Regions from separate parts of the Homo sapiens genome. Here regions 1 and 2 are each linked to region 3. Evidence: read pairs that join two places in POLR2A ChIA-PET (ENCODE). Cell type or tissue: GM12878. All regions are shown on one strand.

Region 1 (4,000 bases), 72 kb after region 3:
TTAAATTTTATTTTATTTTTTCTTTTTTTCTTTCCTTTTGAGACAGAGTCTTGCTCTGTCGCCCAGGCTGGAGTGCAGTGGCACGATCTCGGCTCACTGCAACCTCTGCCTCCTGGGTTCAAGCAATTCTCCTGCCTCAGCCTCCTGAGTAGCTGAGATTACAGGCTAATTTTTTGTATTTTTGGTAGAGACGGGGTTTCACTGTGTTGGCCAGGCTGGTCTTGCACTCCTGACCTCAAGTGATCTGCCCGCGTCAGCCTCCTAAAGTGCTGGGATTACAGGCATGAGGCACCACGCCTGGCCAATTTCCCAATTTTTTAAATAATGCAAAGGAACTGCTTTTGCACTAAGAAAAAAAGTTATTTAAAGTTAAAATAAATACTATTTGTATAGACCTTAAGATTGAAAAACAAATTTGGAGAAATGAATGGGATTTAAGTCTCTACAGTATGAAATAAACACTGAAAGCTTCCAATATAATGTGCTAATTTTCTTAGTCAAACATACAAAAATCATTGAATTATTTTTTTTTACAATGACAAATGATTTCATAGATCATGTTTTCAAATATTATTATTTCAAAGTTTCAAAATTTGAGGCCCAGAGAGGTTAAATAACTTGCCCACTATCAGCTGGGCACAGTGGCTCATGCCTGTAATCCCAGCACTTTGGGCGGATGAGGTAGGCAGACTGCTTGAGCCCAGGAGTTCAAGGCCAAATTGAGCAACATAGTGAAACACCATCTCCACCAAACAAAAAATACAAAAATTAGCTGGGTGTGGTGGCATGCACCTGTAGTCCCAGCTACTTGGGAGGCTAATGTAGGATGATCACTTGAGCCCAAGAGGTGGAGGTGGCAGTGAGCTGTGATCTCTCCACTGCACTCCACTCTGGGCAACAGAGTGAGACCCTGTCTCAAAATTAATAATAATAATAATAATAATAATAATTTGCCCACTATCATACCACCAATTAGTAGCAGAGTGTCACCCTTACTAGTCAGCAGACTAAAATTCTGATCCCAAATCCAGTCTTCTTTCTAAAAAAAGGGATAAAACTCCAGGTCAATTCTTCAGGCTCTATGTACTTTGTCTTTATCATCTTTGTTCTTTTGTTTTACTCACTTTTTTTTTTTTTTTTTTTGAGATGGAATCTCGCTCAATCGCCCAGGCTAGAGTGCAGTGGCACGATCTCGGCTCACTGCAACCTCCATCTCCTGGGTTCAAACAATTCTCCTGCCTCAGCCTCCCAAGTAGCTGGGATTACAGGTGCCTGCCACCGTGCCTAGCTAATTTTTGTATTTTTAGTAGAGATGGGGTTTCACCATGTTAGCCAGGCTGGTCTCGAACTCCTGACCTCGTGATCCACCCGCCTCAGCCTCCCAAAGTGCTGGAATTACAGTCTTGAGCCACTGTGCCCAGACTTTACTTACTTTTTATTTGCATTTCAACAAGAAAAATGCTACCATTTGGAAAAACTCTGTCCAAAATAACCCATTTCAAAATAACCTGGTTACCACTGCAGCCTACAGTTTTAAAATTCTTAATAGATTGCTTTTAATGTATTTGTACTGAATACAGGAGGTATTGCTAGAGCTGAATTTTCATACAACTGCCTAATTCAGTTTGTCCAAGGCATCTAAAAACTTGAGTAATTTTTAAAATATTTATTTTGAACTTCATGAATAACTTACTTGAACTCCCAGTAGTTTTTATAATTTGTCATTTACTACCAAAAATAATATTTTTTTCCTTTTGAACAATGACATCATTCATTTCTGTTTCTTGGTCTATTACTAATACAATGTTAAGGAAAAATGATAGAAAAAATTCTTATCTTATTCTGCATATATTAGAAAATCCTTTGGCATTTCACCTAAAAATATAATGCTTATTGGTTGGTTATAAATAAGAGGAATGTGTTCAACATGATAAGGAATGAGTCTTAATGAACAAGAATTAAGATAAACAGATATTAGGATAATAAAGAAAATTTTCTCTTTTAGTTTACTCATGTGATCTTTATAGCTACTAAATTTGTAAACATTAAACCATCCTTGGATTCCTGAGATGAACTCTGAACAGTCATGATCTATTTCTTTTAATGTACTACTACTGAATTTGAGTAATAGTTGATTTCTTTTCTTTTTTTTTGAGATGGAGTTTCGCTCTTGTTGCCCAGGCTGGAGTGCAATGGCATGATCTTGGCTCACCACAACCTCTGCCTCCTAGGTCTAAGTTATTCTCCTGCCTCAGCCTCCCTTGCGAGTAGGTGGGATTACAGGCATGTGCCACCACGCCTGGCTAATTTGTATTTTTAGTAGAGATGGGGTTTCTCCACGTTGGTCAGGCTGGTCTCAAACTCCCAACCTCAAGTGATCCGCCCGCCTCAGCCTCCCAAAGTGCTGGGATTACGGGCATGAGCCACCATGCCTGGCCAGTTGATTTCTTTTCTAACAACTGAATTTCATAAGCTAAATATAGAACATTTTTACTATATTTATAGACTTGTATATAATTTTCTTTTTGTGATTTGGCACTCTTTAAGTATACTGGGAAGTTCTGTCTGTGTCTAAGCTCTATGTTCAGATGTCATGGTAAAAATTTTTTCTTGGAAAACACCTTTCTTAGAGAGGGGGTAAATTTCATCGAATTGTAAAATACTAAGTTATAAGAGAGCTAAGATGGTATCATTTGCTGCAACTCATTTTGCAGATAAGGAAATCAAGGATCAGAAAAGTAAAGTGAATTGCTAAAGGTCTGTGGCCAAGCAAGGCTCAGCATCCCCAGGCCTTTGGTTCAATGAATAACTGACAGATTTTCCTCGAAGCTTATTCATTATTGAATAGCAAGGCACATGATGTATAGGAGTAAAATGAATTGAGTTTTTTAAATAAATGAGAAAAACATTTGGATGACTATAATTAATAACTATTTATATGACCACTTAATTTTTTTAAGGTGAAAAAATACTATAGAGTAGCCATACCTGTGATTTTAATATTACAAGGAATGCCAAAAGGAGCCTCTCCTACAGTTCCAGTAGTCCCACCCCATCTGCATGCACACCCTAAGTCAAGTTTCTGTTGCATGAACTAAAAACAAAACAAAACAAAAATGGTGGCTTTAGCACCTATTTATTTGATATCTGGAGAGAACAAAAATAAAATTCACATGTATATGACAAAGAAAATGTCTTTTTCCAATGGCCTTTCTGTTTATCTTCCCCACCCCTGCTTTAAAGGTTACTTGTCTTCTACATTTCTACAGTTTTTTAGAGCCAAAATCTACAGAAGTGCCTTACTCTAAAAGCATCTCACTAAAAAAAAAAATCATACTTTAGTCGAAAACTCATGCTAATAGTAACATGACAAATTTCAGTTTTCTCTACCTGTTCAGCGATGGTTTGGAAGCTATAGAGTCTGACCAGTCCTGAGCTGTACATCACAATCAGTATTCCATGAGACAAGGTAGCATCTGTAACGTTCCCAAAAATCTGGCGGGGGGAAAGACAGATATCACCTGAGAAAAGACTGGAAGTCCAATCCTCTGAATGTTCACAGTGGTTTGTACTCTTGCTTAATATTCATGTCACTATGATAACACTGCCGCCTAGCATTAAAACCTCATTATAATTTATCACCTTGAGGCTAGGGTGTTATTAGGAGTGAACAGTAAGCCACTGGATTCTCATACTGGAGCACTAATGGAAGTGCGGCACACATCCCTCAGAATAATGCACCAGCATTCATCTGCTTCATAGCATTGTCAATATCTATTAATAACAAATTCCATTCCTCATAGACACTGGCATACACCAAGGCCATGTCGTTCTAAATGAATATTTAATCTACTATTCATACTCTTCCAAGGATCAATTCTTTATGCTAAAATGTTCTTTATAAAATAGAGACAAATTTTTAGTTAATTAGAGGTGCCCAGCCCCTGGATAGTCTTTCATGCATGGTAAGTGAAAGATGTTCTTCAATCCCAAGTAACAA
Region 2 (4,000 bases), 600 kb after region 3:
TGCACTCCAGCCTGGGCAACAGAGCAAAACCGGGTCTCTAAAAATTTTTTTTTTTTTGTGATGGAGTCTCACTCTGTCGCCCAGGCTGGAGTACAGTGGCACCATCTCGGCTCACTGCAACCTCCACCTCCAGGGTTCAAGCGATTCTCCTGCCTCAGCCTCCTGAGTAGCTGGGATTACAGGCACGCGCCATCATGCCGGTCTAATTCTTGTATTTTTTGTAGAGAGGGGGTTTCACCATGTTGGCCAGACTGGTCTTGAACTCCTGACCTCGGTGATCCACCCGCCTCAGCCTCCCAAAGTGCTGGGATTACAGGCGTGAGCCACCGCACCTAGCCTTAAATTTTTTTTAAAAAAATTAACGAATTAATTAATTAATTTTAGAGACGCTGCTGTTACCCAGGCTGGAGTGCAGTGGTGTGAGGATAGCTCGCTGCAGCCTCAAAGTCCTTGGTCAAGTGACAATTTTGCTTTTATTGAGACCGGATCTCATTATGTTGCCCAGCGTGGTCTTAAACTCTTGGGCCCCCACCTCACCTCAGTCTCCTGATTGGAGTAGCTGGGATTACAGGTGCACACCATTATGCCCGGCTTAAGCTTCCTTATTTCTGACAATGTGCTTGAGCCTTCTCTCATTGATGCTTAAAAGAGAGAACAAAACCCCAGAATAATTATCTTCATGCTACAGTAAATTTATTTGCAATGCCAACAGGGAAATGTACAGTCTCTCAAAGTAACTACTTAGGACTAGGTGTGGTGGCTCATAAGTGTAATCCCAACACTTTGGGAAGCCAAGACGAGAGGATCGCTTGAGCCCAGGAGTTCAAGACCAGCCTGGGCAACATAGAAAGATCTCTCTACAAAAAAATTTTAAAATTGGCTAGACGTGGCAGCATATGCCTGTAAGCTACTCAGGAGGCTGAGATAAAAGGATTAATTGAGCCCAGGAGTTCAAGGCTGCAGTGGGCCATGACCACACCACAACACTCCAGCCATAGTGACAGAGTGCGACCCTGCTTCAAAAAAAAAAAAAAAAAAAAGTCAGTTTCAAAAGCACATATCAAACTTTCTATTTCCTAGTTTACATTAGTATTTTATAGTGAATCAATCAATATATATAATCCTTTCAATAGAATATTAAAGTAAGCAAAATGAACACACTGATGTTAACGGTTATTCTAAGCTCAATTTTTATAAAATTTGCAGAGGAATTATTAAAAAGCCCTGTTAGTATCTGACCCAGAAGGCAGAAGAATCAGTGTTGTACACTCTACTACTTACTGAAACCATAATTAACCACTAACAGCAGATCTCCCCCAGTGAGAATCCTGAGGATGATAGCGCAGGCATTAAAACACACCTCATCACATAAGTACGAAAGCATATACAGGCCGGGCGCAGTGGCTCACGCCTGTAACCCCAGCACTTTGTGAGGCTGAGGTGGGTGGATTGCTTGAACTCAGGAGTTCGAGGGCAGCCTGGGCAACATGGCAAAAACCCATCTCTACCGAAAATACAAAAAATTAGCTGGGCATGGTGGTGTGTGCCTGTAGTCCCAGCTACTGGGGAGGCTGAGAGGGGGGAGGATCACTTGAGCCTGGGAGTTGGAGGCTGCAGTGAGTGGAGACTGTGCTACTCATTCCAGCCTAGAGTGAGACCCTGTGTCAAAAAAAGAAAAAAAAAAAAAAAAAAGAGGTGGGGCGTTGGGGGTGCTGGGTGCAGTGGCTCCCACCTGAAATCCCTACACTTTGGGAGGCTGAGGTGGGCAGATGACTTGAGGTCTGAAGTTCTAGACCAACCTGGCCAATAAGGTGAAACCCTGTCTCTACTAAAAATACAAAAATTAGTTGGGTGTGGTGGTGGGTGCCTATAATCCCAGCCACTTGGGAGGCTGAGGCAGGAGAATCACTTGAACTGGAGTGGCGGAAGTTGCAGTGAGCTGAGATCGCGCCACTGCACTCCAGCCTGGGTGATAGAGCAAGACTCCATCTCAAAGAAAAAAAAAGTGTATATAATCAACATGAAACTACTAATTTGTTCAAGGCCTATTAATATTAGAAAAAGTTTATGTTCAATGATATAATTCCTAAAAGTATCCCAAGATTTATATACATTGTATTCCATGGCTTCAATAAACTGAGACATCCTGATTCCTACATTTGAAAGCAATTTAAAAGAATGTTTATTAAACAACTTCTGGGCCTTTTATTAGAAAAGATCAATTTTGGGCCTGGCACAGTGGCTCACGCCTGTAATACCAGCACTTTGGGAGGCCGAGGCCTGTGGATCAGCTGAGGTCAGCAGTTCGAGACCAGCTTGACCAATAGGGTGAAAGCCCATCTCTACTAAAAATACAAAAATTAGCTGGGCACGGTGGCAGGAACCTGTAATCCCAGCCACTCTGGAGGCTGAGGCAGGAGAATTGCTTGGACTTCGGAGGCGGAGGTTGCAGTGAGCTGAGATTGCACAACTGCACTCCAGCCGTGGCAACAGAGCGAGACTCCATCTCACAAACAAACAAACAAACAAAAAAGAAAAAAAAGGAGAGATCAATTCTGGGGGCAGGGTCAGACTCTTCAGGTTTCACAATTATAACTTTATATATAGAAAACAATACCAAATAACCCTACTGTTTTCTTTTTACCCATTGTTTCCAGAATGAGTGAGAAGGGAGCCAGAGTGAGATTTCTGTGTTAGGGGATGAGGTAGGGCGTGGTGGCTAACACCTGTAATCCCAGCACTTGTCGGAGGTGGAGGCGGGTGGATCACTTGAGGTCAGGAGTTCGAGAACAGCCTGGCCAACATGGTGAAACCCCACCTCTACTAAAAATACAAAAATTAGCTGGGCGTGATGACAGGTGCCTGTAATCCCAGCTACTTGGGAGGCTGAGGCAGGAGAACCCGGGAGGTTGCAGTGAGCCGAGATGCGCCATTGTACTCCAGCCTGGGCAACAAAAGCGAAACTCCATCTCAAAAAAAACAAAACAAAACAACAACAACAACAACAAAAAAAAAAACAGGGTATGAGTTTCAAAAGTTTGAGAAAGACTGTTAGAAGAATAAAGAAGACAATGACTATTGAATATCAGAAATTAATTTTTTCAAAATAAGTACTAAATTGAAATCCCATCACAACAGGATTGCAGATAGGTTAGTTAGGCACCATTTAAAAAGAGCAGTACCTTTGGGAGACCTCATCTCTGACAAAATAGAAAAAAATATATAAAAAGAGCAGTTCCATATGATAGAAGATATGGTGTAGGCATTGCATTTTCTATAGAAGTAATTCCACTTGCAGTCACTTGCTTCTCTGAGAACACCTAAATGTTACCCAGTCTGCAGCAAATAGCTCAGAAGATAAAAACCTGTTATTACACTCGTGACACATTTCATGTCAATGACCCTTCCTTCAAAATATCCATCACCTCAAAATCTCTCCCAGAAGCAAGCATGAGAAAGAATGAAAATGCCATTTTCCATGTCTCCACACTCCACACAGTCTCCACACTGAATACTTGCTCCAGAAAGTATGCCCTCAGCTATTCCCCATCTCTTTTAAGTGTGGAACAGAATATGAATATTTTAATTTAAAAGCAGATCCTATAATAGGCATCTGTGAGGTCACTCCAAAAATTTAATTTTGTGAACTATGTCACTAATAATTTTTTAGAGAACCTTGTTTATTACCTTTCAGCTTTATTTTCCTGAGCACTCAAATGTACCTGCACATACACAGGGTGTTTGAAACACAATTTTGAGCGAATGTATAGCATTCTATCTGTGGTTAGGCCCTGATTTGTTTAACAATTTCTCACCTGTTGGATATTTTGGTTTAATTTAATTTTGAAAATGGTCTTGTTGGGTTCACTGGATAATTAATGGAAAATATAGGCAAAAATTTGATATTAAACATAGTTCACATGTAGGGGGTAACTTACAATAACTTCAAAAACTGAGAAGCCCTAACATTTTTCCTGCCTTACATTAGGATTGGAGGACC
Region 3 (4,000 bases):
AAGCACAGTAGTTCATTCAGTATTGCCAGCAAATGAGCAAATCCTCTTTTACTTTTTTTAAAATTTATTTTTTTAATTTAGAGACTTGACAATTAAAAATTGCATATATTTGTGCTATACAACATGTTTCCATACACACACACACACACACACACACACACACACACACATCGTGAAATGGTTAAATCAAGCTAATTAACATATCCATCACCTCACATACTTATTTTTTAGTCTTCTTTTTTTTTGAGACAGAGTCTCACTATGTCGCCCAAGCTGGAGTGCAGTGGCATGATCTTGGCTCACTGCAACCTCTGCTTCCTGGGCTCAAGATATTCTCCTGCCTCAGCCTCCCAAATAGCTGGGATTACAGGTGCACACCACCATGCCCGGCTAATTTTTGTATTTTTTTGTAGAGACAGGGTTTTGCCGTGATGTTCAGGCTGGTCTCCAGCTCCTGGGCTCAAGTGATTCTCCTGCCTCAGCCTCCCAAAGTGCTAGAATTACAGGCATAAGCCACCATGCCAGGCCCATAAAATGCACAAATCAAAAAACTCAAGAAAAATTGTACTGCTGATGCAAGTATTAGCTAATAGAAGACCAAATGGCCCTTTCAAATAAGTAAAAAGCATTCTGCACTTGGACCCACTTAACAACTTGAAGTGAATTCAAAAATAAAATAAGAGTAAGTTATTGAGTTTGAAGTACACTGGAATTTTAAAACACTTATGAATTCTACTTAAACATGGTGTGCTCATTACACTTCCCTTCCCTCTTTGAATAAAGTATTATTTCACTCTCCTTGGCAGAATGCTCAGAACAGGATTATCAGTCTCCACAACTCATTTCCCTCTGCACGCAAGAGCTTACCAGATTCTATCCAAAGGACCTTAAGTTTAAATGAAAAAGCAGAGAATCTTCTTTAAATAAACTTCTTGAAAAGATTCCTGCAGTGGCTGTCAAAGAGAATCAGAGCTTTGAAACATGTCTGTGCATTCAAACTGTCTCACAGCACGAATGTCATGAAACTGAAAATCTCTGGAAAGTCAAAATGAAGGAAGTGATTCAGATGATTTGGAAGATATTTTTAGCCCTAGAAACATCTCTGAGTGATTAAAATCCTCGCAAAGGCAGCTACTTGGTACCAAATACATGTAGAAAAAGAAAAAAATTCAATTAATTGACTACACATTTAAAAATATTCAGAAATTGTGTGTTTTCAGAAAGATCAGCTATATTTTCTTGTGCCTCATATCAATATTATGACAGGTTAGAAAGAGTACTGGCTTTGATACTACCTGGTTGTCTGACCCTGGCCAGACATTTGGTCTCTAAAATGAAGGGTAGAACTTAAGGTCCCAGCCAGCTCTAAATATTTAAGGATCAATATAACCTACATTTCTAAACAAAACAACAAAAAACCCCATCATAATTTGAGCTGGGACGGTGCGGTGGTTCACAACTGTAATCCCAGCACTTTGAGAGGGGTGGAAGAATCACTTGGGCCCGGGAGGTCGAGGCTGCAGTGAGTCATGATTTCGCCACTACACTCCAGCCTGGCTGACAGAGCAAGACCCTGTATCAAAACAAACAAGCAAAAAGAAAGAAACCATAACTCGTGTCCAACCAAATTAAATGGGAACAGCTTGCAGACCGAGCTGTATCTTACTTGTTTTACACAGTGTCTGGTACACAGTAAGTACTTAATAAATATGTTAATTAAATGGATAGGATAATATGAAGAAATTGAATGAACAACAACAAAAACTTAGAAAAGTACAGCCAAAGTCTGTATAGTCATTTCAAAGCTTGTTTTGACCTTTTAAGGAAGTCTCTATATAAAGAAAAAAGTTATAACAAAGATTTCTAGTCTTTCTTTTTTTTTTTTTTTTTTGAGACAGGGTCTTGTTCTGTCCCCAGGCTGGAGTGCAGTGGCATGGTCATGGCTCACTGCAGCCTCAACCTCCCAGGCTCAAGTGATCTTCCAGCCTCAGCCTCCTGAGTAGCTGGGACTTACCAACACACACCAGCACGCCTGGCTAATTTTTGTATTTTTTTTTGTAGAGATGGGGTTTCACCATGTTGCCCAGGCTTGTCTCCCTACTTGGCTTCCCAAAGTCCTGGGATTACAGGCATGAGCCACTGTGCCTGGCCCTCTATCTTTCTTAAAAAGGAAGAATGTTCTACCTTTTAAGGGAAAAATTTAAAACCTTGCAAAGTCAAGTCAGAAAACCCTAGCAGGAGTCACCTGTAAACTGGAAGCTATGGACTGGAATTTGGTCCAAAGATGTTGTTTTGTTTGATCAGCCCAATGTTTTGGAGGTTTTGTTTTTGTGGCTGGTTTACTTTTTGTTTGAACCAATTTTTTAAAAACCTGGATTCTCTCGGGAGAATGAGAAGCCCTGGCAACCTTGAACTGGCATCCTCACGTAGCCACGATCCACTGGGGCTAAGTGGAAGCTTCCTGTTTTGCCAGGAGTGAGCACTCTCTAGTTCCCTACAGTTCCCACCTCTCACACAAGTGTACACCTATACTCTGCTGCATGAGGATTTGACCTTTAATTAACTGCCTTAGTAAACAGATAAGTGGTTTGTCACCAGTTATTAGGCAACGCTGGTTATAATAAAAACTGACCCAATTGGTAAACTGTGTCTGGACTGAGAGAAACAATGAAAAATCTGTAAATACCTGATGACGATGCCAATACTTTGGGCTTCCCAGAGTGCAGTGATAACTGTTATAGCCTATATTAATCCCCTAGAGCTACCATAACAAATTACCAGAAATCTAGTAACTTAAAACAACATATTTATTATCTCTCAGTTCTGGAGGCCAGAAATTAAAAATCAAGGTGTTATAATAGCAGGATGGTCCTGAGGGAGAAGCCATGCCATACCCTCTTCGGCCTCTAGGGGAGCCAACAATTCTCCATTTTCCTTGGCTTGTGGCCACATCACTCCAATCTCTGCCTGTCTTCACATAGCCTTCTTCTCTGTGTGTCTTTGTCTCAAATCTCCTTCTCCTTTCTCTTATAAGGGCACCAATCATAGGATTTAGAGCCCAGTCTAAATCCAGGGTGACCTCATCTTGAGATCCATAGTTAACATCTGCAAAGATCCTATTTCCAAGTAAGGTCACATTCATGGATACCTGGGATTAGGATTTAGACATACCTTTTTGGGGGGCACTGTTCAACCCACTACCTATCCCTTGCAGGGATCATAGAAGTAGGTATACAGAGTACTACAAAAGACAGTGGTTCCTATGGGGCAAGGGGACTTTAAGCTCTGATCTCACCAGTGCAGATCTCATCTCCTGGTGCCTGAGCTGTTACCTGAGGAAAGGATAGCTTACTGAGGGCTATGATGACTGCTGCTGCAAGGATGCCCACTGCCACTGCCCAGCCACTGTCCTGCCAGCAAGCTCTGACTTCTGTCCTACATCCTTCTGAGTAGACTGGTGTTCAGTATGGTCTTAATAGTCTCTCATGTCTTTTTTTTTTTTTTTTTTTTTTTTGAGACAGAGTTTCACTCTTGTTGCCCAGGCTGGAGTGCAATGGCATGATCTCAGCTCACCGCAACCTCTGTCTCCTGGGTTCAAGCGATTCTCCTGCCTCAGCCTCCTGGGTAGCTGGGATTACAGGTATGCACCACCCTGCCCGGCTAATTTTGTATTTTTAGTAGAGATGGGGTTTCTCCATGTTGGTCAGGCTGGTCTCGAACTCCCGACCTCAGGTGATCCACCTGCCTTGGCCTCCCAAAGTGCTGGGATTACAGGCATGAGCCACCGCCCCTGGCAGCAGTTTCTCGTGTCTGAATGTTTAGTTGAATCCAGAAAGACACCCTGGTGGGTGCTGTATACTAAATCTACTTCACCTATTTACTTTGTACTCCAATCCTTGTTGGTGTGACCCTCTGGTTTAAAGAACTGGCCAAACTTCCATCAATTTAGTAAATATTCATTGAATGTTTATTATGTGTTGGGTAATGCTATGGATACAGC

Evidence for each region. Peaks named below come from ENCODE experiments on the same cell type or tissue, not always from the same donor. Only the 100,000 strongest peaks of a DNase experiment are listed, where the experiment ranks them.
Region 1: POLR2A ChIA-PET joins it to region 3 with 5 read pairs; 6 of 35 experiments call an interaction of 5 or more read pairs at or near these places.
Region 2: POLR2A ChIA-PET joins it to region 3 with 6 read pairs; 4 of 35 experiments call an interaction of 5 or more read pairs at or near these places.

Annotation. Positions count from the first base shown.
Region 1 is chr2:171,457,466-171,461,465 of GRCh38, reverse strand. It overlaps DCAF17 (DDB1 and CUL4 associated factor 17), which reads right to left. Exons shown (of 14, transcript NM_025000.4): 7 at 3,391-3,495; 8 at 2,989-3,094. Among named protein-coding and RNA genes, the nearest start is that of DCAF17, 25 kb to the right of the region's middle. In GM12878, no CTCF peak of the experiment used is centred here; no DNase peak of the experiment used is centred here.
Region 2 is chr2:170,933,265-170,937,264 of GRCh38, reverse strand. All of the region lies in intron 1 of GORASP2 (golgi reassembly stacking protein 2), which reads right to left. Among named protein-coding and RNA genes, the nearest start is that of GORASP2, 6.0 kb to the right of the region's middle. In GM12878, no CTCF peak of the experiment used is centred here; no DNase peak of the experiment used is centred here.
Region 3 is chr2:171,529,046-171,533,045 of GRCh38, reverse strand. All of the region lies in intron 1 of CYBRD1 (cytochrome b reductase 1), which reads right to left. Among named protein-coding and RNA genes, the nearest start is that of CYBRD1, 8.6 kb to the right of the region's middle. In GM12878, a CTCF peak has its summit at 2,894; no DNase peak of the experiment used is centred here; H3K4me3 peaks cover 1,587 bases; H3K27ac peaks cover 2,604 bases.